Linked DNA regions of Homo sapiens: all the other regions are linked to region 5. Evidence: chromatin contacts called from ENCODE Hi-C or POLR2A ChIA-PET data. All regions are on one chromosome and are shown on one strand. Each heading gives the region's core, a stretch centred on a gene start or an enhancer-like site at or near the end of the contact. The rest is flanking DNA. Distances are from core to core; before and after follow the strand shown. Region 1 holds the start of BHLHE40 (basic helix-loop-helix family member e40). Region 2 holds the start of ARL8B (ARF like GTPase 8B). Region 3 overlaps LOC124906209 (a long non-coding RNA gene). Region 4 overlaps ITPR1 (inositol 1,4,5-trisphosphate receptor type 1). Region 5 holds the start of TRNT1 (tRNA nucleotidyl transferase 1).

Region 1 (5,118 bases), core at 1,484-3,983, 1.9 Mb before region 5:
CAGACAAGCATGAAATGAGGGAGTGGGTAGAATAATTCTCCCCAGTCTGTACAGTATTATTTGGAAGAAGTGAGACTAGAAGGTTAGAAGGTTGACTCCGATTATCTGGAAGTCAGTAGAAACGAATGATGAAACTTCAGTGGTTTCGCTAGATTGTGCAATTCACCAAGATACCTAGTGGCTATTCAGGGAACCACATGAAATGCAGGAAAAACTCCTGCTGTATCCTGCCAGGATCACACCACACACCAAGTGACAAGGAAGCAAAGAAACAGGAAAACGCTGGGGCATACCCATGATTTCTTCTCCAATGAAAGAGGGCTAAGAAGACCAACTGTAAAACACCCACAATGCAAATTATAGGTGCCTTGGCATTTTAAAAGGGAGTAGGGAAATCTCCCAGAACCCAGAGACTCTCAAGCTAAAATGCCACAGGAATATCTTATCATTTCACTAATACGTATTCATGCCAGGTGGCACAATGCATTTCAAATGAAAAGTCTGACCTTTTAGGAAAGATAAAACTGCATCTCCCCCAATGAACGTGCATAAGCAATTTGTTGCAGTAATGTTTATTACATCAGATGTTGAGCCCACGGGCTCTCTATTTGCACTCAAACTCTTAAAGAGAGCATAGCCAGAATCAGCACTCACCAGCTTGTAAACCACTCTGCAGGGCAATGATTTTCTGCTGCTGCTGATCAATTAGGTTTGTTAGTGCTTTCACATGCTTCAAGGTAAGTTCAAGAACCACTGCTTTTTCCAAGTGACCCAAAGTCTGGAAGGAAAAGAGCCTTAGTCAGCGGTGAGGTCAGAGAAGTCCCACCTTTGGGACATTTATTAGCAATGAGAAATGAGAAAAGAAAAAAAAAAGTGGAATAGTGTTTCCTGGTTGGCTGTTTTAAGTCTGTAGGTCATGCTTTTAAAAAGATAGACAGATACACTCATATATGTGTGTGTGTGTGTGTGTGTGTGTGTGTGTGTATATATATATAATATATATATATAATTAAATAATTTAAAAAAACGGGTGCCACCTGTCTTTGGAGGCATTTTGGAAGCTGCAACTACCTCAGGAAAATCCTTTGACAGATAAATTTCTCCAGCAGCCTCTGCCGACCTTAACTCAGGGGAATCCAGAGATAACATTTTCCTGCAGTGGTGTCAACTCAGAGAGGGACCTCTATTACGTCTGGCAGCCAAGAGGCTTTCCCTACTTCTTTCCTTACACCCTTTCAGAACTTCCAGCTCATCCAGGCTTTTTTGTTCCTCCCGAAATACTATTTTTTTTTTTTCCATTTCCCCAACCAAAGGCTGCGAAGTAGCCGAGGGCTACTGTCAAGAAAGGACAGGCCGTAAAAATCACACACCAAAGCAAGTCCCCTTATTTGACAACAACAACAAAAAAGGTGGGGGGAGTGGTAGAGGGGAAGGGGTAAATAAAATGTGTGTGTTTCTTGGCGTGTTCCTTTAAGTGAGAAAAACTAGGGAATCCTGAAAATCACCAGAAGTTAAACTCCTGAAAAGGAAGGCCAGTTGGTGTTGGAGCCAACTTGGAGAGGTCCAAGTGGTTCTCGCCTCATTTGCATGAGTCAGCCAGAAAACGCCAGGACTGTGGAGGAGGACCCCACCGCAGAGCCACCCGCCAGCTCTGATCCGCCAGTCTGGTCTGCAGTTCCCCGCGGAACCTGCAGGCGGCGAGTGACCCGCCCGCCCTCTGGGCAAAGGACTGGGTTGGAAAGGGGCCAGCTTCTCACTTACTGTAAGTTTGAGATGTTCGGGTAGGAGATCCTTCAGCTGGGCGATGCACTCGTTAATCCGGTCACGTCTCTTTTTCTCGATGAGCCGGTGCGGCAATTTGTAGGTCTCCTGCAAGACGCACGGGGAGGCGGTGGGCGCTTGGGGAAGGAGATGAGAAGCCTATCCTCCCAGCCCCGCAGCAACAGTCCGGCAGAGGAGCAGAGTAGCAGAGTAGCACCCAGAACCATCGTCTGCCCTTTCTTTTCCAAGTCACTCAGAAGAGGCACCGAGCCCACACCCTGCATCCCCTCGCCAACCTCAAAGCGAGAAAACTTTTCTTGGAAACTCAGCGCGCGCGAGGGGCTGAGCGCAGGGTCCCTAGGGGTGCACTTGCTTACCTTGCTGTCCTCGCTCCGCTTTATTCCCCGTCTTGACTTGTACACTTGGTACATGTGGGCAGGGTACATCCTGCAGGAAGAGAGACCAGGAAGGGTCGTGACTGCTTGCGCACGGCTGCAGGCGTTCTGCCGGGCAAGAACCTCCCGGTGCGCCCGGAGCTGCTCCAAGTTGAGAGTGGCGCATAACATGGGGCTGCAGTTGAGGCTTGAAGGGCCAAGGAGTGCCAACTTACCCTGGTAGGTCTCCGTGCTCCAGTCCCGGTGCTTTGGGCAGGCAGGCGGGGGGTGGTTGCGCGCTGGGGATCCGCTCCATGGCGCGGCGAGCCGGGGCCACTGCGCGCTCCTGTCTGCACTAGCGGAGCGTCTGGATGAGGACTGCCCTGGAGAGGGCTTCGGGGGTCTCTCCGCAGATGTTCCTCTGAGTCTGAGCTCTTTGAAATCCCCTGGGCTGCTGGAATCTTCGGCTTTGAGATGCAGCTTCAGTTGGGGGCGTGCATGGCCCGGTGTCCCCGCGGCCTCTGGCTCCGACTCAGCGCACAGACTGGCGGTGTGTGCTCCCTGCGCGGTCTGTCTGCGCCGTGCGAGCCAAGTGAATGAGAAGTGGGGCGGGCGGGGAGGCGGGAGGGAGCGGGTGAGGGGGGGGCGGTTAGGGCGGAGTGGGGGGGTGGGGGGGCAAGCCGAGGAGTAATGGAGAGGCTGCGGGCTGGGTTAAATGGGAGCGAGTGGGTGGGTTGGAGCTACGTGTTCTACCCTGTGACTCCAGGCACGTCTGGCCACTGCCGGGGAGGGAAGGAGCGACCTGCCCGCCCTCCCCCGGCTTCATCACATGAGTCTCACGTGTTGGACAACGCTCCGGCGGCTGCTAGGGAGCCCCCACCCCCAGCCCCGGCCCCCAGGTGTCTGCGGCTGCGGCCGCCTTTCCCCGAAGAGGGGGTGGCAGCACGACCTGGGTCCTGCCCAGTTGGGTGGGGGGCGCGGAAGCTGGAAGGGACGGGGGTGCTGGGGGAGGGGGAGAAGTTGGTAACGTGGGCGAACCTGCCCCAGGGAAATGAAGTAAGTTCCCGTCTCCTGGGAGGGAACGGGGGAGGACGGATCCGCCCGCGTCTGACTCAAGCCGGGAGAGGAATATCCCCTTGCTAGCTCCAGCCCAGCCCTCTTCCTCCTCCCCCGCCCGGCCCGCTTGGAGGAACCGGCGCGCTGCGGAGGGAGTCGCCCGGCCCCCCAGCCTTCCCCAGAGGCTGGGGTTTCTTTCCGTCCTGGCTTCCCTGCCCCCACTGCTCACCCTCGCGTCCAGGAATTGCCCGCCTTGGGGAGGGACCGAGGGGCGGGGCGGATGTCACCCCATGGGAAGCGGGCCGACGGCCAAGCGCAGGGGCAGCTGAGGCTGCCGCCGAGCACGCCGCGCGCACCTGACCGTGGAGGGTGTGAGCCGAGGGCCCCTCGCTCCCAGGAGCTCCGCTCCTGGGCACAACCTGCGGGCGGGCGGGCACCCGGTTGCGCAGCCCCCTGGGTGCCCCAGTGTCACCCCCTTCCTCCCGGCCAGTCAAGCGCAGAAAGATACCGGGCGCTGTGCCCGGCGCTCCCTCCCTCCTCTGCCCCCTCCGGAGCAGAGGCGCCCCGGTCGCCTCCCCTCCGGCTGCAGCGTTACACAACCGCGGCGGCGGCGCCTGCCCTGCAGCAGCGCAGGGCGTGACGCTTCACGTGGCCGGGCTCAGGTCGTAGCACCGCGGACCGCGAGCCTCTCTGCGTTGACCCAGGGACTGAGACCCCGGGGACGTGGCGTGCCAGCCCGGATCGGCCCTCTCCCTGCCTGTTGGGAAGTTCGGCGGCGCTGTTCGCGGTCTGCACCCAGGGCAGGAGGGATGAGAGAGACAAGAAAAAAAAACCGCCTGTTACAGGGAAATCTTAGCAATCATGCGGTCGACACGTATTTCTTGAGCCCCCTGCTCTGCACTAGGCGCTGCACTAGTTGATGAATCCGACACGGATCCTGCCCTTGAACTTGCAGAACCTCTAGGAAGAGGTTAAATTGAGCAATAAAGGAAAGGCAGCCCTGGGAAAATTGTATCGAGGCCACTGGCTGACAGAGGGGAAAAACAATGAGAACTTGTGTTGCTTTGTGTTTTGTTTTTAATTTCATTGTAACCGAGATGCCTAGGTAGAGAAGCGGGGGAGAAGCTAACCCAAAGCCCCAAGCCCGGGGCGGAAGGACCTCCTCCAGCGGCCCCAGATCTCTGCAATCTCACTTAGGCTGCCGGAGGGCCCCACCCACCTCCCCCGGAAAGGTCCGGGCTCTGTGACCTTCTCACTCAGCCGGGAGCAGGGAAAACAGCTGAAACTCCAATCCCGCGGTGTGAGCAGCGCTGATACAGTCAGAGGAGGGAGCCAGTGGAAACTCATGACTAAAATAAGGCCTGGCTGGGGATTTCACTGACCTCTGCGCTCCCCTGCCCTGCAAGTTCGGGGAGTTGAGAGATGACTGTAAGCCCTTCCCACTGCGCTTCGGGTCAGTCACCCCACTGCTGAGTGACCTGGCTGTGGGAAGGATTGAAAAAAAAATGGGGTCACTGCCGAGACTGGGCGAAGAGTAGTAGCCTCGGGTGCAGTTAGGGGATCAGTCTTAACTGGCAGTGCCCTTGACGACCTAGAGAACTGGCATTCACAAGTTGACCAAACTGGCAGTGTATTTCCTTCAGGTCGCCTTGGAGAGCTCCCGCTTCCTGTTTATATTTCACAAGCGTCAAACTCTTTAGCAAGTGTGAGAAATGCCTCCTTTTCTAACTGCTAACTGGCATGACCTCACTTCGGGGCTCAGAGATCCCTCCCTGCCAGAATGTACTTTTGCTGGCCAAAGGCGGGGACCGGGGTCCGCCCTGGAAACGCGCTTTCAATCTTGGGCGACCTGCTTCATTGTGTGATTTTAATAAGGATGAAGGGCTGTCACGGCTGCGTCAAAACCACGGTTCCAGCAGGAAATAAG
Region 2 (5,814 bases), core at 605-3,104, 2.0 Mb before region 5:
TGCAATCCCAGCATTTTAAGAGGCCGAGTCGGGCGGATCACATGAGGTCAGGAGTTTTGAGACTAGCCTGAGCAACAAAGCAAAACCCATCTCTACTAAAAGTAATTAGCCGGGCGTGGTGGAGGACGTCTGTAATCCCAGCTACGCAGGAGGTGGAGGCAGGAAAATCGCTTGAACCTGGGAGGTGGAGGTTGCAGTGAGCTGAGATCTCGCCACTGCACTCCAGCCTGGGGGACAAAGCGAGACTCCGTCTCAAGAAAAAAAATTAATAATAATACTACTAGAAAAGGAGCCGAACAACAAGCAGGTAAATCTTCCTTATATACATCATTCTTCAAAGGACTTTGGGGTTTCTGCTAATCTCTTTTTCTCCAAGACTTACTCATTCCTGTTGCTTTATTAGTGCAAGGACTAAGAATCACAAGTTACCTATTTTCTCAAACATGAAAGCTGTGTTTGAATCATCTTGTGTAACCTAACCAGTCGGACAGCTAATCTTCAGGATTTCAACAGTCATCGAAAAGGTGGAAGAACTGCTGCCATCTCTCTTCAGAACAGTTCTAAAACTCCCCTGGCGTGTACAAGCCACTACCAGCTAAAACTGAGTCACAACAACTCTTGGGCTCTAAATAAAGATCGAGGCGAAATCTTTCACTCCTATTTATTTCCCAACCAACCAAACAAGCAAAACGAAACAATCACCTTTCTACTCAATCATTGCTGAACAAACACCACATTCTATGTAAGTCCTCAGTGCAATTTTCCTTCCACCCATTCCCTAGGCCTGCTAAGCTATGTTCCTGCCCAGTACCTTCTTTTCTCTTCAAGTGAAAAACACCATTTAAAGACCAACTCCTCTTTCGCAGGGTAGTTAACTTTATGCTAACTGCAGATCCATCTTATCTAGTCGCTTAAGACAATTAACTCTTAGCTTAATAAATACTATGTATTGTGGGCTAGCTGGAGCTCAGCAATGAGCTTGGTCTCCGCGCCTGGGGGACGGGTGAAAACAAGTAACTGAATTAGATGGGACCAGCGGCCCACAGAATTCAGGAAGGCGCTCACACTGGTCTCCCGCTTTCACAATGGGTCTATTGGTCCAAAGTGGCAACTTAAGAGAGGCTCTTAATGCTTACGCTTTCTCGTACGGCTGACGGATTTGCCAAATCCCACCCTTTGGGAAAGTGACAGACTGGACTTAACTCTTTGGCTGCCCCTACTGGGCAAACCCAAGGGAAACCCCAATCCCCAAGCGCTTTAAAAATGTGACGAGTTCAATTTAACTCTTTCCGAGCCCCCGCGGCGTTGAGGACACAGCCCTTGGAAAATGTCTACACTGACTTAACCCTTCCGCTGCCGATCTCAGTGCTACTCCCCGCGCCGCCAACACGCGGGAAATTCCAAATGCTGGCCCTCGGGAGATGACAGGCCCAGCTTCGCACGCCCCCCGCCATCAGTCCCATCGCGCCGAGGGGGGCCCCAACTCAGGCCTTGGAGAAGCGCCGGGCCGGACTCCTGGCTGCGGAGCCCCGGGCGAGTGAGTGGGCGGGCGCTCACCGCGATGACATTGACGAAGGTGGTCTTGCCCGAGTACTGCAGCCCCACGAGCGTCAGCTCCATCTCTTCCTTCCAGAAGAGCGAACGGAACCAGTCCAGCAGGCGGGAGATGAGCGCCAGCATGATGGCGGCCGGGAGCGAGAACGGACGGGAGGACGGACGAGCGGCGGCGTCGACGACTTCCACACGAGCGGGCCTCCGCCCGGACCCTCCAACGGCTCCTTGGTGCCCCGGCGCGACACGGGCGGACACCGGCGGGCGGCAGCAGCCAGACCCAGGAAGCCGAGCGGATCATATGACTCGCCCTACCCCCCACGCCCGTCCCGGCGCCGCCGTCGGCACCCACGGCAAGAGCGGCGCGGCCAATCCGGCCAGGCCCGCCCGCCGCTGGCATCGCCACCTGGTGGGCATGCTCCGCAGCACAGCGTACCCTCGGGCCCCCTTGAGGCTTTCTCTACATTCATTCATTGTTGGTTCATTCGTCATTCATCCACTTATACATTCGTTAATTCATTCATTCATTTTTTGCTATAATTGTTCATTAACAATCTGCAGGAAGACTTCAAGACTCTGGAAGAGTTGGCGTGGAATAAAAATTCCTGTCCTACATTTTTGGTAGTAGCAAAAGATAGTGTTAACTTAAAAATGACACCGTTTATAAATTTAGAAAGGAGAGCATTATTTCTTAAGAAGGGGATTATAAGCTGTAGGCAGGACGTGCAGCCTCGGGCCAAAAAAAACAAAAGTAAGCACTTTGAGAGAGGGAAGGGTGCAACAAGAATTTATATTGAGGAGTTGGCCAAGTAAACATATTTAACTTATGGAAGGAGCTATTAATATGTATGAAGGTGGTCTTACACACATAGTGAACAAATCTGTATGTTGCATATGACCTATGTTCATTTGGGGTGGCGACTTAACATTTAAATGTATTATAATCAGGCAGGGCGCGGTGGCTCATGCCTGTAATCCCAGCACTTTGGGAGGCAAAGGTGGGCAGATCACCTGAGGTCAGGAGTTTGAGACCAGCCTGACCAACATGGTGAAGCCCCATCTCTACTAAAAATACAAAATTAGCCGAACGTGGTGGCATGCACCTGTAGCCTCAGCTGCTTGGGAAGCCGAGGTGGGAGAATTGTGTGAACCCAGGAGGCGAAGGTTGCAGTGAGCTGAGATCATGCCACTGCACTTCAGCCTGGGTGATAGAGTGAGACCCTCGTCTCAAAAAACAACAATTAAAAAATAAATAAAGTAAAAGTATTATAATCAGGCCCTCCACATCAGAAAGTGAATCAGGGACGGGAAAGGTATTGAAGTGCTTGGCCTCTGTAAAACCAGCCAGAACTGGGCTGGGCGCGGTGGCTCACAGCCTGTAATCCAAACACTTTGAGAGGCTGAGGCAGGTGGATCAGGAGGTCAGGAGTTTGAGACCAGCCTGGCCAACAAGGTGAAACCCCGTCTCTACTAAAGATACAAAAAATTAGCCCAGGCCGGGTGCAGTGGCTCATGCCTGTAATCCCAGCACTTTGGGAGGTCAAGGCGGGCAGATCACCTCAGGTTGGGAGTTCAAGACCAGCCCGACCAACATGGTGAAACCCCGTCTCTACTAAAAATACAAAAATTAGCGGGACATGGTGGCACGCGCCTGTAATCCCAGCTATGCTGGAGGCTGAGGCAGGAGAATCGCTTGACTCCGGGAGGCAGAGGTTGCAGTGACCGAGGTCATGCCACTGCACGCCAGCCTGGGTGACAGAGCGAGACTTCATCTCAAAAAAAAAAAAAAGAAAGAAAGAAAAGAAAAAGCCAGCCAGAACCAATGCATGGATGCATGGTTAGTTGTCTCTTAACAGGAGAAAGTTACAGAAATCAGTCTCTTGTCTAATCAAAGCCATAGTTAGGCTTGTGGAACAGGTCAGTTAGCCTGCATCTGGCAGAGAGTTGTAACTGTTTTAATTGTGTTTATCTCCAGGCCAGTGCTGGTTTAGCTGGTAGAGAAAAAGAGAAACCTTGCACTTAGTCATTTAACTCTTGCCTAGTATGGCCTTAGGTCCTGTTTATAATTTGGTATCTAATTGTCACAAAGAGTCTGTTCTGTCAGTCTTGTGATCTCTATTTTAACGTTAATGTTGGTCGTTTGTTGTTTCTTTCTTTTTTTTTTTTTTTTTTTTGAGACGGAGTCTCGCTCTGTCGCCCAGGCTGGAGTGCAGTGATGCGATCTCGGCTCACTGCAAGCTCCGCCTCCCGGGTTCACACCATTCTCCTGCCTCAGCCTCCCGAGTAGTTGGGACTACAGGCGTCCGCCACCACGCCCGGCTAATTTTTTGTATTTTTAGTAGAGACGGGGTTTCACCCTGCTAGCCAGGATGGTCTCGATCTCCTGACCTCGTGATCCGCTCGCCTACGGCCTCCCAAAGTGCTGGGATTACAGGCTTGAGCCACCGCGCCCGGCCGGTCGTTTGTTGTTTCTAAACGACATAAGGGAGGAGGTATAACCAGGTGTGACTGACTTCCCATCTTGTGGAGGGAAGGAACTCAGTTTTTAAGACTTTCCTAGGATAGGCCGGGCGCGGTGGCTCACGCCTGTAATCCCAGCACTTTGGGAGGCCGAGGTGGGCGGATCACAAGGTCAGGAGATCGAGACCATCCTGGCTAACACGGTGAAACCCCATCTGTACTAAAAATACATAAAATTAGCCGGGCACGGTGGCGGGCGCCTGTAGTCCCAGCTACTCGGGAGGCTGAGGCAGGAGAATGGCGGGAACCCGGGAGGCAGAGCTTGCAGTGAGCCGAGATGGCGCCACCGCACTCCAGCCTGGGCGACAGCGAGACTCCGTCTCAAGAAAAAAAAAAAAGATTTTCCTAGGATCTCTTTGTCCAGGAAGGATCTGTTTAGTCAGTTGAGGGGACTTAGTTTGTTTGTTTATTTGATTTTGAGACAGAGTCGAGCACAGTTGCCCAGGCTGGAGTGCAATGGCAGATCATAGCTCATTGCAGCCTTGAATTCTTGGGCTGAAGTGATCCTCCTGCTTCAGTCTCTCAAAGTATTGGGATTACAGGCGTGAGCCACCATGCCCACACCCAGCCCAGGAATTTTTTTTTTTTTTTTGAGACAAGTCTCGCTCTGTTGCCAGGCTGGAGTGCAGTGGTGCAATCTCGGCTCACCGCAACCTCTGCCTCCCGGGTTCAAGCAACTCTCCTCCCTCAGCCTCCCGAGTAGTTGGGACTACAGGCGAGCCACCAAGCCCAGCTAATTTTTGTATTTTTAGTAGAGATGGGGTTTCACCATGTTGGCCAGGATGGTCTCGATCTCTTGACCTCATTATCCACCCACCTTAGCCTCCCAAAGTACTGGGATTACAGGCGTGACCCACCGGGTCCAGCCCAGGATTTTATTTTTAGTTTACAATGGGAAGCAATTAGTGTCTATCAATAGGGAACTGATTAACCAGGATGTGTCCCCAAAAAGGAATACTATGCAGCTGTAAAAAAAAATACAAGAAGAAGAAAGTTATCTGTCAACTGATAAGGAATGATGATCAGGAAATATTTTCAAGAAACAAAAAAAAATCAAGGTTCATGGCTGTGTACGGTGGCTCATACCTGTAGTCCCAGGACTTTGGGGGGGGGGGGGGCAGATCACTTGAGGCCGGGAGTTCGAGACCAGCCTAACCAACATGGCAAAACCCCATCTCTACTAAAATTACAAAAATTAGCCAAGCGTGATGGTGCATGCCTGTAATCCCACCTACTCATGAGGCTGAGGCAGGAGAATCCCTTGAACCCAAGAAGCAGAGGTTGCAATGAGCTGAGATTGCACCACTGCATTCCAGCCTGGGTGACAGATTAAGACTGTCTCAAGGCTGGGCGAGGTGGCTCATGCCTGTAATCCCAGCACTTTGGGAGGCTGAGGCGGGTGGATCACGAGGACAGGAGATCGAGACCATCCTGGCTAACATGGTGAAAACCCATCTCTACTAAAAATACAAAAAATTAGCCGGGAGTGGTGGCGGACGCCTGTAGTCCCAGCTACTTGGGAGGCTGAGGCAGGAGAATGGCATGAACCCGAGAGGCAGAGCTTGCAGTGAGCTGGGATCATGCCACTGCACCCCAGCCTGGGCAACAGAGCAAGACTCCCTCTCCCAGAAAAAAAAGACTGTCTCAAAAAAACAAAAAAACCAGGGTTCAGACTGTGTACGTAATGATATTTGGAATGTAAGGTGAGAAAATAATAACACATATGCTTATACATATATATAC
Region 3 (5,143 bases), core at 2,006-4,505, 1.7 Mb before region 5:
AAAAATGCTATTTTAGCAGCCAGTTTGCCCTGCAAGTGGAAGCTAAGGATGACAGAATTATAGCCTTTTTTTTTTGGCCAAGGTAAAGGCCTAATCTAGAGAGGAATGACTGGGAACTGAGGGCTACAATTGCTCTGCATAGTAAAGAAACAAGAATTTTTGGTTTTCACTTGAGGCTGGAAGGAAGGTTTTTTTTGTTGTTGTTGGTTTGTTTTGCTTTTGTTTGTTTAGGCAAGTGGGAAAGAAAAAGTAGATGCCTGCCTGCCAACAGGCTGAGAAGAGAAGTTGCTCCTCCCATGAGTGAAAAGGAAGGGGGAGGGAGCTTTGATGACTGATTCTCAATTTTTAATTGTTTCCTATTCCTTATTGTAATCTTCTTCCACTAAAGATCTGCTCTTCACAAAGCCCAGATGATAGTGGTGCTTTGGGGACAGGTAGGAGAGAGAGCTGTGTCCACACCAGTGAAATAAAGAGAGGGGAGATGATGAGAAGGAACAGATAATTGGGTTGGAATCAGGATTTGGGATGAAACAGTGACAAGGGATCATGAAGAAGGTGTAAACACCCTCCTTAGAATGGTTACTTGCTGAACTTGGGTCTGCCCACCCAGAGCAGCAAAGCCACACACTGACATCGGGATTGCAGGGAGAGAAAGTGGGGCATTTGTTGCAGGGCACCAGGCAAGGAGGATCAGGGAGGTCATGCTTAAGACCTGAACTCCCAGATGGCTTACACAGGTAAGGCTTTTTAAAGGCAGCGTGGCAGAGGTTACAGGCAAAGTCATAAATCAATACATGAGGCTACATATTGGTTTAACCTAAAAAGGTGGGATATCTCAAAGTGGAGTAGGAGTGGAAGGGTACAGCCCATAGATCATAGGTGGATTCAGAGATATTTTCTAATGTGCAATTGTTTAAGGAGGTGAAGCTTTGTAGAAAAATTTGAGGTCAGCAGAAAAGAATGTTAGCTCTGGCCTGTGGGCAATAACTTCCTCCAGGCCCTTCAAGAAGAAATTTAGAACAAAGAACAGTGGTCAGAGTTCCATCCTCCGTTCCCCCTTATCTGAGATTTGCCTGCCAGCTGACAGCATTTTTCCTTTGGTAGTGGTCTGGGTTTTTAAAAAACAACTCAAGGACATACGTTAAGATACTATCTATAGTTTCTTTAGGGAACCAAACATCTCATGACTTCCTTGGCTATTGTTTTAGGCTACTATTACCTTATTTTATTTTATTTTATTTTATTATTTTATTTTATTTTATTTTATTTATTTTATTTTATGTTATTTTATTTTAGAGACAGTGTCTCACTCTATTGCCCAGGTTGGAGTGCAGTGGTGTGATCTTGGCTCACTGCAGCCTTGACCTCCCTGGGATCAGGAGATCCTCCTACTTCAGCCTCCTGAATAGCTGGGACTATGGGTGTGTGCCACCACGCCTGGCTAATTTTTGTATTTTTTGTAGAGATGGGGTTTTGCCATGTTGCCCAGGCTGGTCTTGAACTCCTGGGCTCAAGCAGTCTACCTGCCTCAGCCTCCCAAATCATGAGCCACTGCGCTGAGGCTGCTATTATATTACTTTATTGCTCAACAAGTTGCTTATTCACTTCTCAGGGCTAGCTAGGTGCCTGGAATTGCCCTTGAAGGAATGCAAGATTTTCCTTTATTTTCATGCTCGGGTTGCAGAGGGGCTCACGGGCCCCCAAGGTGGGGTCTCTGCTCCTTCTCAGGATCCTTCTCAGAAAGAAATTATTAAAGAGGCTCTGGGTCTTCTATAGGTAGTGAGATGTAGAATTTGTATTTGAATGTTAAATTAAAGATAGTACAACTTGGGACCATTCAGACTTCAGAGATAATATCTACTTGACAAGACTGGGAGGTTTAAATGAGAATGTAAGTGAAGGCATTTCAGAAACTAAGGAAATATATTGTCATTCCCAAGATAAAACATTTTTTCTGTAGAGATTTATTTTATTTATTTATTTAGAGATGGAATCTCACTCTGTTGCCTAGGCAGGAGCACAGGGGCACAATCTTGGCTCACTGCAATCTCCGCCTCCCGAGTTCAAGTGATTCTCCTGTCTCAGCCTCCTGAGTAGCTGGGACTAAAGGCATGCGCCACCACACCTGGCTAATTTTTGTATTTTTAGTAGAGACAGAGTTTCGTCATGTTAGCCAGGCTGGTCTCGAACTCCTGATCTCAGGTGATCCATCCACTTTGGCCTCCCAAAGTGTTGAGATTACAGGCGTGAGCCATTGTGCCTGGCCCAAGATTTATTTTAAGAAAAGAAGTCAGATTTGAATCCAGCACTGCTAAAAAATATGAGGATAGTTATCTGGAAGTCATAAGCTGTATGAGAGGTTTCTTTATGAATTTATTCAGTTCAAACTGATAGTTAAAACGTACTTTGGATAGAAAGATAAAAGTTTTTAAAATGACTGGATGTGGCCCAAATATGTCATGTTAAGACATGTAGATTTAGGATCCCGCAGTAATAACATCAGACCCATTTAGTGGGAACAGAAAGAAGCTTTTGGTCATGCAATAGTTAGCTGAGATTGTGGATAGGTATGAAAAAAAGGAAATGGTCATGTTGCAAAGGAATGGGAAGTAACGTATCAGGTATATGCCAGACTCTTGGTATAGATTATCTTTCTTGATGCCCATTACTGCCCAAAGAAGTACGTGGTAGCATCTCTACTCTTGAGAAGGGGGGAACTGCACATTAAAATCATTAGTAACTTGCTCCAAGTTATAACATTTCAGTGACAGAAATGGTATTAGAATTCTTATCCACTTTAAGGCCCATGTTCTTTCCATTCCACCATGTTGCCATGTGGACTCTGACATAGACCTAGCACCTAAGCCTTGTGTGGTTCAGGTCTCCTTGTCCCAGTTTTATACCAAACCTTAATTGTTTTTCTGCAGAGAACTTTTACAAAAAGCTTCTTACAAGACTTTATGAGATACCATAGGTGATAAGTATGTGACTTATGCTCAGGAGTAAATAGGTGAAATTCCTGGATTGTCTGAAGTTCCATTTACCTGGGACCAACCATGTATTGTGAGGTCATTATAAATGTGCTGGCAAACTCTTTCCGTTAGTGGTTCTTGCGTACAGTGTGCACTTCTTATGTTGTTGGACTCTTTGTGTTGTTGTTCAGAATTCACCTTAGGGGTTTTCTCAAACTCTGCATTCTTATTCTATAGTGGTTTTTGGCTTTCTTTTTTCTCTCCAAGCTGGGTGGATGATGCAGTTTCGCTTCTAGGTGTTAGGATTCTCTTTCACACTGGTTTGTCATGACCTTAAAGTATTTTAAGATGTTCCTTTGGTAATTTTTTTTTTAATGTCTTGCCCTAGTAAGCTAGAGATTTGTTTTACCAAATGAGTTTAAAATACCAGCAGCTGGAGACTCCATAGCATTGTCTGAGTTGACCAAATGTAAACACCCACCAGTGATCTACCTTTTTATTTTCTTGATTTTGGTAGACTTTTTTGGTTCCAGACCTGAAGGCTTGTTATGCTTCTGAATTGGCCTCTAGGTTGTAAGAGTTGCTTAATGTGGCATATGATACCAAAGATGGAAAAATGTGTATGATAATTATAATCATCTTATTATAAATTGCCATCATACTCTCTCCTGTCAGATGATTGATGAGGCCTAAACGTTGTTCTGAGCTGCAACCACCCACAAAAACCACACACACGGCGTTTTACTCAAAACTTTACTTCAACCACTACTTTGTGATGCAAAACTAGTGGAATTTTGGGTACTTTCTGTAAAATTGAAATCTTTATGGGGATTTTCCAACATTCTAGTTGATTGTTAAATTATTAGTGTAAGGAACAAGACCAAGGCAGAGTTTGCCAATGAACACTGACATCTGTGGTAGGAGAGGACACCAGTGTGCACCTGCACATGCTCCCTAGGAAGAAGCCACCTTGATTGGGCCGAGGACGGATTCTCCCTTTGAAAAATGCAGTTATATAAGAGCTATATACAAGAGATTTGTAGTTGTGAAAGATAAAGACTTCAGGAGCTCACTCACTCCTTATCTTTGCCACAAAGTTTTCGGTCTTGACAAAATATTCAGAGTCAATACTTTCTAATGTGTAGATCCATCATCTCATGAAAGAGATTTGAAAAGAAAAAACAAATCAATCTGTATTGTTCCACATGTAGGACAAAATAAAGTTCTGCATGAATGCTTTGTGTAAAGGGAGAACAGTTAAGGGAAACTGATTACTGATATCCCCACTCTGGAAGGGAGATAGCAAGTGGGAAGAGCTCTCTGTATTTTGCTTAGTCAGGAGATCTTTATTTATTCTGGAGCTGAGTCCTTGGACAAGTTACTTTACTTCTTTAGGGCTCAATTTCTTATCTTATTTAAAATAAGTTTCACTTCTGCTGTACAGTGTCTCAAGAGCCTTCAATAACAGTCCTTTGTTATTCTGTCTTATGTAAAGGTGACTTTTACTGTCATATAATTTGTCTTCTAACAAGCACGTATGTTATCAAAATCTGTAAAAAAAAAAAAAAAGTTTTGGCGAAAAAGTTTTGGCAAAAACCCAACTCTGCTTCTATAAGTATGTAGTTATGATTGTAACAGTTTGGAAGGAGTAAATTTCCCTCCCTGCCGCTCAAAAGTCAGGCTAAGGGTCTCATTATTAGCCTTAAAATAACTATCAGAAACTTTCAGGCCTTTGCCCATTAAGGCTTTATCCAAGCCGTCTATAGTAGGAGTATACAGAGATCTACAATTGAGTTTTTAACAGGTTATTTTCTTAATTTACTCTAGAGATCTTAGTAATTTCCCACTAGCACATGGCATGTCAATGCAGAACTTTGCAGTGAACTGTATGGGACTTGGGAGACAAACAGCTCTGTATAGTTTGCTGCTGCAAAGGCTGAGTTGTTGACTAGCGTCCATAGACAAAGGATGCTTGCTTTAGAATTTATATTAGGAAGTGCTCAGTGAAACGCAGTGAAAGAGCACATTTTACAGGAGCAAAATCAAGCAATTGATTTCCAGAAAGGGCAACCAAATAAAAAAAAATTGGCTGAATGAAGAACAATGAATAAGGAACATGAACTTGAAAGCAAACTAAGTGAATAGTATCAAATCTTTAAAGAATGACATTA
Region 4 (5,054 bases), core at 1,973-4,472, 1.4 Mb before region 5:
CCACTAAACAATAAGAACTTAGAACTTGAGTTATATAATCTGCAAATGGCAAGATTTGAGCCCTTTGGGACTGAAGTCATCAGTCAAATACCTAACCCAGTGGTTTTCCGCCCTGGCTGTAAAGAATCATCCCCAATTCCAGAGGTTACCTTAATTGATAAATAATTTAATTAATAAATAGATGTTAGGGCTCTATAGTTGATCCCTAAGCTCTACAATGGAGCCCCAAGCATCTATTTAATTTAAAAACTTCCTCAGATGATTCTAACATGTGCCTAGAGCTGAGGACCACTAACCACAACAACAAAAAAGAAAAACAAATGTTTATCATCTAAGATACCAAGTGTATTTCAAAGACCTCCTACAATAAACTAAGCTACCTTTGGAGAAAGATACCAAATTCAGGAGGCCTAAAGAAAAAACTAATTTGGGTAGAAAAGCTGCCCTGCCTATGTCTTGTTTTTGTTTTTGTTTTTGTTTTTGTTTTTGAGACAGGGTCTCACTTTGTCGCCCAGGCTGGAGTACAGTGGTGCGATCTCGGTTCACAGTAGCCTGGAACTCCCAGGCTCAGGTGATCCTCCCAACCTCAGCCTCCTGAGTAGCTGGGACTACAGGTGCATGCTACCACACCCAGCTAATTTCTGTATTTTCAGTAGAGACAGTGTTTCACCATGTTGCCCAGGCTGGTCTAGAATTCCCAGACTCGTCTAGAATTCCCAGGCTCTAGCAATCTCCACACCCTGGCCTCCCAAAGTGCTGAGATTACAAGCATGCGCCACTGTGCCCAGCCTGCCTATGTCTTTTAACTCAAAAAACAAGTGCAATAATTAAGAACGTTTCATTCCAGTGAGACATTCAGTGAGGTATCATTAGATACCTCTTAAAGAAGGTATCTAAGAATATCAGCATCCCCAAACGGACAGTGAGATCTGCTGAAATAATGAATGTTCCCTGTGACTGGATCCATAAATACTATTTGTTTGAAGAAATACCTGTACAAATGTAAGACTTTAAACCGAATTAGCACTTGTCAACACATATTCAATAGACAAATTAAGGACCCAGTAAAAGCCAACCCAATCTTGATACTAAATTTATGTATGCATTTTTCAAGTTGTAAAGCTTAGAACTCAAATCATACTCTGAAAAAAATACATAATAAATAAGCCTATTTTGCTTATAAACACACACACACACCAACAACACACTTCAAGAATTTTCAAGTGAGTCAAGGTGACTACTCCAGGAAAGCCACCACCTTACCTCTGAATTTCTTAGGTGGATTGTTAAGGTCCCCGGTTTCTGGCTGTACAACACAACGATCATCAACCAGGCTGTAAAGAAGACAGATAAATGCTCTGTCAAGTGTATGAAAATGAAACTCTTAGCACTATGCAAAAATCAGATATCCCAGGGCTTTTCCTGCGCAACATTTAGATTGCCATATTCTCCTGCCAGGAACTCTTTACACTAGAGGCTTCCTATGCATGGATCTAAACCTAATCCAAAAGCCCAGGGTTCTGTTCTGTGAAGGACACATTAAGGCTACTGTTTTCTGTGGCTCCTTTCCCATAACCATGTCCATGGTAGATCTGAGTATAGCATGCAAGGTGGCTGAAGTCGCGAGACACAGCAAGGGGCTGTTGCATTCAACTAAGGGTAGCTGAGGAGCTGACTTTGTGCCAGGTGAATATGAGCCAGGCCCTTGCTCTTTGGGAGCTCAAGGCTAGTGCAGGAGCCTTAAGAACAAACTGATAAGGAGAATATAATCTAAGGGCTGTAAGAGAAGGAAGAAAAAAAAATACAGCCAGAAGCGAACTGTGCCTGAGGTCATCTGAGAAGCTGCAGACAGAGGAAGTTCTAATGGAACTACTGGAAGATTCGAAATAGATGTTGGAGGCTAGAGGGGAGCGTTTCCAGGTGGAAAGAACCATGAGCACAAACTCATGAAGATATGAAAGGACTGTGGAGCATCAAAAGCAACTAGTGGGGAAAGTACAAAAAATTACAAATAAATAAGCTCACATTACATAAAGACTCAGTATTTAAAGTCCTGACTGCTAAGTCTAACTTGCACAATTCTTTTAGAAGAACCACTTAAAAATATATTTTTGAACAGATGAGGGAACTGAGACTCTGAGAAGTTACACAACTTGTCCAAGCTCCTAAAACTGGTACTGATAGAACTGGCTAATCTTCCAAGTGACCACAGAACTTGCAGTTGTTCCCAGCTAACACACCATGGTTTTCCAGGGTTCCTCCATTCATCTGTGCTGCCTCCTCTCATCCCAAATGCAAGGTACCATTAAATATTCAGCCTTGACCCTTACTGTTCTATTCTCCAAGATTCCCTTTTGCCTCCTCAAGTCCTGCCTGTCTTTCAGGACTCAGGGTAAGAGCCCCACCTTCTCCACAAAGCCCCCCCGACCAAGCTTCTCCTGCGCCAGACACTCTCTGCCTCTCCTTCTCTGTCCTCCCAACCTCACTGACTGAGACTCCAAAGGGGCACCAGGCTACCAGCTCCATGAAGGCCAGAAGATGCCCAAGGCTGGCAGCTCAGTATCTATTTGGTGGGTAAATCAAAGTGTCCATGGTACCCCACCAGCAGTTTGCCTCCTTCAGCTTCATGACACAAGACTTCACTGTATAAACAAGAAGAACAGTGTAGCCAATGGCCTGAGTTCTCATGTAAAAATCAAGAGCAGAATATACATATATAAAACCACCACCTTAAGCTCCTGTAAGTATAGTAATGCCCCCAGAGCTAACATAATGCTTGACAGGGTGGGCTCAGAATCCAAGGTAGGGCTAGGTTAATAAATCATCAAGCCATGGCCAGGCATGGTGGCTCACACCTGTAATCCCAGCACTTTGGGAGGCCGAGACAGGCGGATCACGAGGTCAAGAGATTGAGACCATTCTGGCCAACATGGCAAAATCCTGTCACTACTAGAAATTCAAAAATTAGCTGGGCGTGGTGGCAGGCGCCTGTAGTCCCAGCTACATGGGAGGCTGAGGCAGATGAATTGCTTGAACCCAGGAGGTGGAGGGTGCAGTGAGCCAAGATCGTGCCACTGCACTCCAGCCTGGCGACAGAGTGAGACTCCATCTCAAGAAAAAAAAAAATAAATAAATCATCAAGTTCTCAAATGGGGAGGAAGTGGTAAGAGGAGCCCCAGTCAAGCTCAGATGACAAATGAATTGTAGATGGCACTCTGCCACCTACTAGCGGCATGATCATGACTGTGGCATTTTACCCCTACCGGTCTCAGTTTTTTCATCTGTAAAATGAAAGTTGGTCTCAGGGATTCTTAACGAGGGGGATGTTCATCAGACTTATTGTTTCCAAATATACTGACGCCAGGACTCTGTCAACCCAGCTTACTAAAGCTGTGCTGTAGGATGAGGCCCAAGAATCCTGCCCGTCTTGTTTTTATAAAGAGACAGGGTTCTTGCTATATTGCCCAGGCTGGTCTTAAAAGCTGGTCTTGAGCTCCTGGTCTCAAAGGATCCTCCCATCTCAGCCTCCCAAGTAGCTGGGATTACAGGCGTTAGCTACCGCACCAAGCTGAACCTTTATTTTTAACAAGCTAAAAAGGCAATTCAGAAGCATGCCACTGAGTAGTGTGCACACACACACACTTGCCCTCCAAGATCCTATTGGAGTTCTCAAGTTCAACCAGTAGATGAAGCCATTTGGAGGTAACCACCATCTATATAAATGGGATGGGGCTGGAGTGCTACACAGTGAGTCCCATAACGACTGGCACTCACTCACCGTAGTCCACAACAGGTCCCCCATAAATATTAAAAACAGGAAGGGTTGTCAAACTTTCTTTCCAACCCCATTTTTACACTGCTATCCTCAAATATGTGCAAGCAACTGAGAAAATAAAGTATTCATCTCAAGAAAGTATTAGCAACCCAAAGTTCAAAAAGAAGCCCTCCTCACTTTAAAAGGGCAGGAGGGACTCATCATTAATTTGTTTACAATGTTTGAGGAAAACACTTAAAAAGCACTTCATATGATTTTAAAGAAGAGATGCCCTGGAAGAGAAAGAAGGTACTAAGATCCCGGGGGCTCAGGAGGCACCTGGGTGACTGGGAAATCAAGACCCCCAGGGGAAACATGGGAATAGAGTGGGTTGAGGTTTAACCAGGCATCCAGATAGGGGCTGTGCACAGTCAAGGAGGAGGGAGAGCTGCGGGCAGACAAGGAAGCTGGAAAGAGAGAAGCTGGCCTGCAGAGAGCAACTGCTGGCAGCCCTAGCCTTGGAGTCTGGAATTTTCTGAGCTGTGAAATCTTGGGCAAGTGACTTTGCCTCTCTGAAGCTCAAAAGTTTTGCCTCCACAAACAGCAATGATGACAATGTTCACCATAGACAGTTGTGTGAGGATTAAGGAAGATGTAGGCACAGTATTTAGCATAGTGCCTAGCACACAGCAAATACCCACTGGGCTCATTTAGTGCTTTTCATTTATTACTGTTGCTGTCATTACTGAAAAGAAGAAGAGGGTAAAAGAGTCAACCATAGACGATGAAAACAGGAAGGAGCCAACCATGAAGAAAGGAGGGAGAGTCAGAGGCAGGGCAGAAGGAGGCCTCTTTGCCAAAAGCCACAGAAGATAAATTGTTAAGGGTAGGTCCATAATGGAGAGAGGTCAAATGTAGAAAGTCACTGGATCTGGTGATCAGGCAGCCATGGATGACTTCTTTTTCACTGGATGACATTTGAAACAAAATCTCTCTACAGTGGGAGCACAAGTCTAATTGAGCTATAATTCTGTATCTATAATAATTTGCTCCCTGAGTGTGGAGTAACCTGCATGAGAGCCTAGGAATACTCATTCTGCACAAATACCAGGAAACAAGCATGCTTTAAATAATAGCTATAATTGAAAGGAAGGTCTGGCTGCTGTAAAAATGAGGTTCTTGGAGAAGCTGCTGGTCTTCCTTCCCCCAATTTATTTGAGTCCAGCTCTTGCCAAATTCAACAATGCCGCCCCGGGGCCTCACTACTCCTTTCTACACAAAGACAATATAGACCATTCGT
Region 5 (5,544 bases), core at 1-2,500:
TTTAGCAGGAGAGAATATAAGGGTAATCACCCCAGCACCTGGACCCATTTAGATTAAGTAAATTTACTCAGGCTCCAGAGGAAGGTCTTCAGGACTCAGATCTTATGGGTAAGAAGTTAATCACTTGTATCTTTAGATCAATGCACACTTACACATAAACATACAACTTACAAGGTATATAAGCTCTGGAAAGCTCTGTAATTCTGAGTCGGTCTGGGATATTTTCCACGCCTTCGCCCCGTACCTGGTTACAGAAATAAACTCCTTTCTTTCCTAGTTTATCTGCATCTCATTATTGGGCAGCGAGAATAAGCAGCCCAACCCTCGGTTTGGTGGTTTGGTCGGGGAGCATTACCACGACACTCGCATGCCACATGGTACTGTGATGACACTCTCCCCAGAGCAGGGCTTCAGGCAGTATGAGAGGGATGCGGGGTTCTAGAAACTCTAACCGAGTTTCTGGTCTCCAAAACTTGTCATGGTCACAGGTGGGTATCACCCTACTTCCCCACCTGCACTCGAGGATTCACGACCCTGGGATAGCTCCTAGACATTGTATTTTCCCATGAATTTAGTTTTGCTGCCCCCATTTTCCTGATTCTTTTCCTGCCATCTTGCAATCTCCTCTGATTTCTGGCACACCGCGGCCTTCCCTTCTACATATCACATCCTCGTTCTCCCCATACGGGGGTCCTGCCCATAAGGAGGCCGCAGCAGCTCTCGAGTGACCCCGGTGTAAACCTGCAGAGAAAAACCATTCCATTCCACGGAAGCGGGTGGAGGAGCCGCGCTTCCCGGCAGGCCACGTGGGGCGGAAAGACCCACTCAGTTTCCTCGCACCTCCGCCTCGACTTAGGAAAACGCTCTGGGGAACCCCAGCCCTGAAAAGGCGCGTCTCACCCCCCACGCCGGGTGCTGGCGACAAGGCCCAGTGAAAAAGCGTCTCGGGGCCGTCCGCGCGGAGGGGAAAGTGCTGAGGGAAGCCAAGGAATCCGCGCCTGCGGTCGCCGGAAACGTGGCGGGGACACGACCTCCGCGTCGGGGCTATTTTGCCCACTGCTGAGGAGGCCTCTCGCCACGTCCCGCTCCCGTCTTCCTCGAGGACCGGGCGCGGTGGCGCCTCTGGCCCACAGCAGGAAGGAAGGGGCAGCAACTCACGCCACCAACTCTGCCCCTCTGAGCGGCGCGCGCCCGCTTACCGGCCCCGCTGTTGCCGCAGCCGCCACCGCCGCCACGCGCACTTCCGGGCTGGTGAACGCGGTGACGTCACCAACGCACATGGGTTGGCGGCGAATGGGAAGTCGCGGCGGGGCGAGGGCGAGTGCGGGGGCGGGGCCCGGACCGAAGGGCTTCCGCCTCCCGTCGCTCCTCCCCACCGTGAGGCGAACCTCAGCCGGTTTCCCAGCCCCGCCGAGGCCCGCTGGGGCGAAGCGGAGCCCCGGGGGGCCCTGAGGAAACCGGCGCGGGTTCGTTTAATTACGCCCTTCTCGCCAGACCTCTGGCTGGCCCTGAGCTGCTCAGAAGCCCATCTGCGCGGCATGCCCGTGCGATCTGAGACAACTGGCAGCTGTCTTCCTTTGCAAAACGAGACTGTTAATAAAACCTACCCCAGGGTAGGACGGACTGTTCGGTAAATGTTAACTTATCCGTGTTTGACTATTCTCTCCTCTAATCTCTGCATAGGGTTAAGTCCACAGTTGACAGAGTCACGCGCATTCGAAATCTAAGCCCGCCGGTCCTATGAACTTACTGGGCATATTTTATTTTCTTACCTGGTTTGTGTAACCATTGGCCTCCTTGGCCCGGAGGCTTCCCATCTGTAACGTGGAGAACTTAGATTTGATCCAGTTCATTAATTCTTTCTAGAGCGGAAAAGAGCAAAGAGAGTGGCAAAGGAGTGGGAATACAGCCGTTGAGCCCTTAAAGTGCGAAAATGTGTAGTTTTTGTTTTGTTTTGTTTTTGAGACGGAGTTTCGCTCTTGTCGCCCAGGCTGGAGTGCGGTGGCGCGATCTGGGCTCGCTGCAACCTCCGCCTTCCGGTTTCAAGCGATGCTCCTGCCTCGGCCTCCCGAGTAGCTGGGATTACAGGTGTCTGCCACCACGCCCGGCTAATTTTTAGTAGAGACGGGGTTTTGCCGTGTTGGCCAACTGGTCTCGAACTCCTGACCTCGTGTTCCCCAGGCCTCGGCCCCCAAAAGTGCCGGGATTACTTTTGCCGGGATTCGGCCACTGCGCCCGGCCGAAAATGTGTAGTCTTTTAAGTGTAACTTTACATCACTTAGCTTTCCCTAAAATTTTCCTAGAAAAATGCTTGTGCATGTTATTTCTGTTCTTTTGCCCTCCCCACATGCCTACCTGTTCTTCCCAAACTTTTCAGCCCCACTCTCTGTAGACTTCCTAAAACGTAAAAAGTAAGATGTGCAATTACCACACCTCTTCAAGGTGTTGAATATCCTGTTTTTGGAAGCACAGGACTGGCTTTCCAAATGGACATTCAGAGGCACAGCATTGATATCATCCGGTGCAAGGATTTTCTGTCTCTCTCTCTCTTTGGGGCAAGGAAAGCCCCAAATCATCCTTTCAGGCTTGTCTGCTATTTCTCACCACCATGACCCTAGACAAACTGGACCAAAGCCTCCATTGCTGTACCCACCTAGAATAGATTCTCCAAATCACCACCTATGAAGGCAACGCTAATACAACTATTATGATGACTTACTTCGTGCCAGTTACTGTGCTGGGCACCCTCAACAATTTCTGGCCTTGTAAATATATAGTTTATATATGCAGGTGTATATACAGTTGTCCTTCCGTATCCATGGGGTATTGGTTCCAGAACATCACCCCAGCCAGTGTTCAAGTTCTTTACATAAAATGGCATAATATTTACATATAGACTATACACATTCTGTAGTACAAATCATTTCTAGATTACTTATAATACCTGATATAAATGCTGTGTAAACAGTTGTTATGCTATATCGCTTCTTTGTGTTTTTTAATTGCTATTTAATTTTTTTTTTTTTTTTTGAGATGGAGTTTCACTCTGGCGCCCAGGCTGGAGTGCAGTGGCACGATCTCAGCTCACTGCAACCTCTGCTTTCCAGGTTCAAGCGATTCTCCTGCCTCATCCTCCCAAGTAGCTGGGATTACAGGCACCCGCCTCCACGCCCGGCTAATTTTTGTATTTTTAGTAGAGACGGGGTTTCACCATGTTGGCCAGGCTGGTCTTGAACTGCTGACCTCAGGTGACCCACCCACCTAGGCCTCCCGAAGTGCTGGGATTACAGACGTGCGCCATGGTGCCCCAGCCTTATTTAATATTTTGACCTGTGGCTGGTTGAATCCACTGATGGAGAACCCATGGCCATGGAAGGTCAACTGGAGAGAGAGAGAGAGAGAGAGAGAGGAGAAAGAGAGAGAGTAAGAGAATTCCTCCTGTACTGGCCAAGACAATAAAACAAAAATAGGGGTATTACTACAGATCATGTAGATATATATGAGGAGGTATTATAAACAATTTTATGCCAATTAATTTGACAATGTAGATGCAACGCACCAATTCTATAAAAAAGACAATTTATCAGAACTGAAATAGGGTAGAATTTAAAAATCTGAATAGCTTTTCATTTTTAAAGAAATTGAATTGTTGTTCAACAGACTTCTCACAAAGATAATTCCAGGCCCAGATGGTTTCAGTGGTCAAATTTATCAAACGCATAAGGAAGGAAGAACTCCAGTCTTGTGCAAAGTTTGTTTAGAAAATAGAGGAGGAAACAGTTTTCCTCTCATTTTGAGGCCAGCATAACCCGCATAACATAAAATCAACACTACAAAAAAATTAATATACAGCTTAATATACCACATGACCATAGAAACAAAAACAACTTTAATAAAATGTTAGGAAATTGAATCCAACAGTATATAGAAAGATAATACATCATGATCAATTTGGGTTTGTCCCCAGTGCAAGGAATGCAAGTTGTATTTAATGATCTAAAACCAATCAACGTAATTCACCATATTAACTGAAAAAGAAAAACTGTTGTCATCACAATAGATGCAGAAAGACCACTTAAAATTCAATCCCTACTCATAAAAACTGCCAAAAAAATTAGAAGGGACTTCCTCAATATAGTAAAGGTCATTCATGAAAAATCCATAGCCAATATCAGACTTAGTGGTAATATATTGAACACTCTCCCCCTTATATCAGGAAGAAGGCAAGGATGCCTCATCTTACCACTTCTTAACATTTGTCTGTAGTTTATAACCATTAACAAAGCAAGAAAAAGATATGGAAAGTGTAACAATTCAAAAGGAAGTAAAATTGTCCCTATTTTCAGATGACATGATGGTGGTTTATACAGAAATCATAGGAACTGACAAAACTACTACTAGAACTAACAAGTAAATTTAGGAAGGTCTCAGGATACCAGGTTAATATACATAAATCAATTCTATTTTTATATATTATCAGCAAAAATATAGTACATAAAAATATATATCACATATGAAGAAATAAGCGTAATAAGAGAAGCTATATGGTTAGCAACCAAACATATATAAAGATACTCATCAATCGCTAAGAGGCCAGATATGGTGGCCCTTGCCTGTAATCCCAGCACTTTGGGAGGTTAAGGTGGGAGGATCATTTGAGCCCAGGAGTTTGAGCCCAGCCTGGGCAATATAATGAGACCCTTTCTCTATAATTTATTTTTTAATAGCCGGGGTTGCTGTTGCGTGCCTGTATTCCCAGTTACTCAGGAGGCTGAAGTGGGAGAAACACTTTGAGCCCAGGAGGTCCAGGCTGCATTGAGCTGTGATTGCACCACTGCATTCCAGCCTGGACAACAGAGTGAGACATTGTCTAAAATATTATATATATATATATATAAAATCACTAGGGAAATACAAATTATACAACAATGAGATACCTTTTTGTTTTTTTAAGACGGAGTCTCACTCTTTCCCCTAGGCTGGAGTGCAATGGCATAGTCTCGGCCTACTGCAACCTATGCCTGCCAGGTTCAAGCAGTCTGCTGCCTGAGCCTTCTGAGTAGCTGGGATTACAGGCACGTGCCACCACACCTGGCTAATTTTTGTATTTTTAGTAGAGATGGGGTTTCACTATATTGGCCAGGCTGGTCTTGAACTTCTGACCTTGTGATCTGCCGCCTCAGCCTCCCAAAGTGCTGGGATTACAGGCACGAGCCACCACGCCTGGCCAACAATGAGATACCTTTACATACCCATTAGAATGTCTAAAATTGAAACACCTGGAAATATCAAATGCTGATGAGAATGAAGAGCAACTGCAACTCTCATACACCGTGGGTGGGAATACAAACTGGCCCAGCCACTTTGGTAAACAGTTTACTGGTGTCTGATAAGACTAGCTATACATATAGCTTATGGCCCAGCAGTCCCACTCCTAGATATTTACCTGAGAGAAATAAAAACTTATGTTCACACTAAAACGTGTATGTGAGTGGTGTAGTCACTTTATTTATAATTATTCCAAACTGGAAATAACCCAGATTT

The links. Hi-C counts contacts between places; a loop is a spot of excess contacts on that map. ChIA-PET counts read pairs that join two places held with the same protein, here RNA polymerase II (POLR2A). Pooled maps may share reads with other maps.
Region 1: a loop to region 5 is called in a pooled map, with 7 times the contacts of the local background. The contact joins the promoter of BHLHE40 here to the promoter of TRNT1 in region 5. A Hi-C loop is called at or near these places in 2 of 37 single-sample maps with no recorded cell type and 11 of 50 pooled maps.
Region 2: a loop to region 5 is called in a map of CD8-positive, alpha-beta T cell, with 4 times the contacts of the local background. The contact joins the promoter of ARL8B here to the promoter of TRNT1 in region 5. A Hi-C loop is called at or near these places in 3 of 168 maps with a recorded cell type or tissue (CD8-positive, alpha-beta T cell and naive thymus-derived CD4-positive, alpha-beta T cell), 1 of 37 single-sample maps with no recorded cell type and 12 of 50 pooled maps.
Region 3: a map of CD8-positive, alpha-beta T cell shows a loop between it and region 5 (3-fold over the local background). The contact joins the enhancer-like site here to the promoter of TRNT1 in region 5. A Hi-C loop is called at or near these places in 2 of 168 maps with a recorded cell type or tissue (CD8-positive, alpha-beta T cell and gastrocnemius medialis) and 7 of 50 pooled maps. POLR2A ChIA-PET finds 5 or more read pairs at or near these places in 2 of 52 experiments (B cell and MCF 10A).
Region 4: a loop to region 5 is called in a pooled map, with 2.5 times the contacts of the local background. The contact joins the enhancer-like site here to the promoter of TRNT1 in region 5. A Hi-C loop is called at or near these places in 1 of 37 single-sample maps with no recorded cell type and 4 of 50 pooled maps. POLR2A ChIA-PET finds 5 or more read pairs at or near these places in 1 of 52 experiments (GM12878).

What each region holds. Positions count from the first base shown.
Region 1 is chr3:4,977,052-4,982,169 of GRCh38, reverse strand. BHLHE40 (basic helix-loop-helix family member e40) reads right to left here and starts at 2,733. Exons shown (of 5, transcript NM_003670.3): 1 at 2,372-2,733; 2 at 2,139-2,208; 3 at 1,762-1,869; 4 at 655-778. The coding sequence starts at 2,451. It overlaps BHLHE40-AS1 (BHLHE40 antisense RNA 1), which reads left to right and starts at 2,209. Exons shown (of 3, transcript NR_125916.1): 1 at 2,209-2,375. RefSeq lists enhancers at 1,750-2,344, 2,452-2,601, 3,902-4,021, 4,152-4,201, 4,322-4,511 and silencers at 2,752-2,811, 3,022-3,791.
Region 2 is chr3:5,118,332-5,124,145 of GRCh38, reverse strand. It overlaps ARL8B (ARF like GTPase 8B), which reads right to left and starts at 1,854. Exons shown (of 7, transcript NM_018184.3): 1 at 1,558-1,854. The coding sequence starts at 1,680. LOC124906212 (a long non-coding RNA gene) reads right to left here and starts at 1,087. Exons shown (of 2, transcript XR_007095800.1): 1 at 430-1,087. RefSeq lists a silencer at 1,789-2,048.
Region 3 is chr3:4,849,088-4,854,230 of GRCh38, reverse strand. The region is part of intron 2 of LOC124906209 (a long non-coding RNA gene); the gene reads left to right. Among named protein-coding and RNA genes, the nearest start is that of EGOT, 100 kb to the right of the region's middle. RefSeq lists enhancers at 2,840-2,919, 3,280-3,339, 3,740-3,859. Within about 2 kb of position 3,255, at least 5 of the 41 ENCODE cell types and tissues checked have a DNase peak (open chromatin) inside an H3K27ac peak, as active enhancers do; they include B cell and CD8-positive, alpha-beta T cell, where a contact is called at or near this core.
Region 4 is chr3:4,517,304-4,522,357 of GRCh38, reverse strand. ITPR1 (inositol 1,4,5-trisphosphate receptor type 1) reads right to left here. Exons shown (of 62, transcript NM_001378452.1): 4 at 1,264-1,334. Among named protein-coding and RNA genes, the nearest start is that of ITPR1, 26 kb to the right of the region's middle. Within about 2 kb of position 3,222, at least 7 of the 41 ENCODE cell types and tissues checked have a DNase peak (open chromatin) inside an H3K27ac peak, as active enhancers do.
Region 5 is chr3:3,122,646-3,128,189 of GRCh38, reverse strand. TRNT1 (tRNA nucleotidyl transferase 1) reads right to left here and starts at 1,250. Exons shown (of 8, transcript NM_182916.3): 1 at 1,200-1,250. LOC124909339 (a long non-coding RNA gene) reads left to right here and starts at 1,359. Exons shown (of 2, transcript XR_007095786.1): 1 at 1,359-1,630. RefSeq lists enhancers at 687-766, 189-919 and a silencer at 1,127-1,546.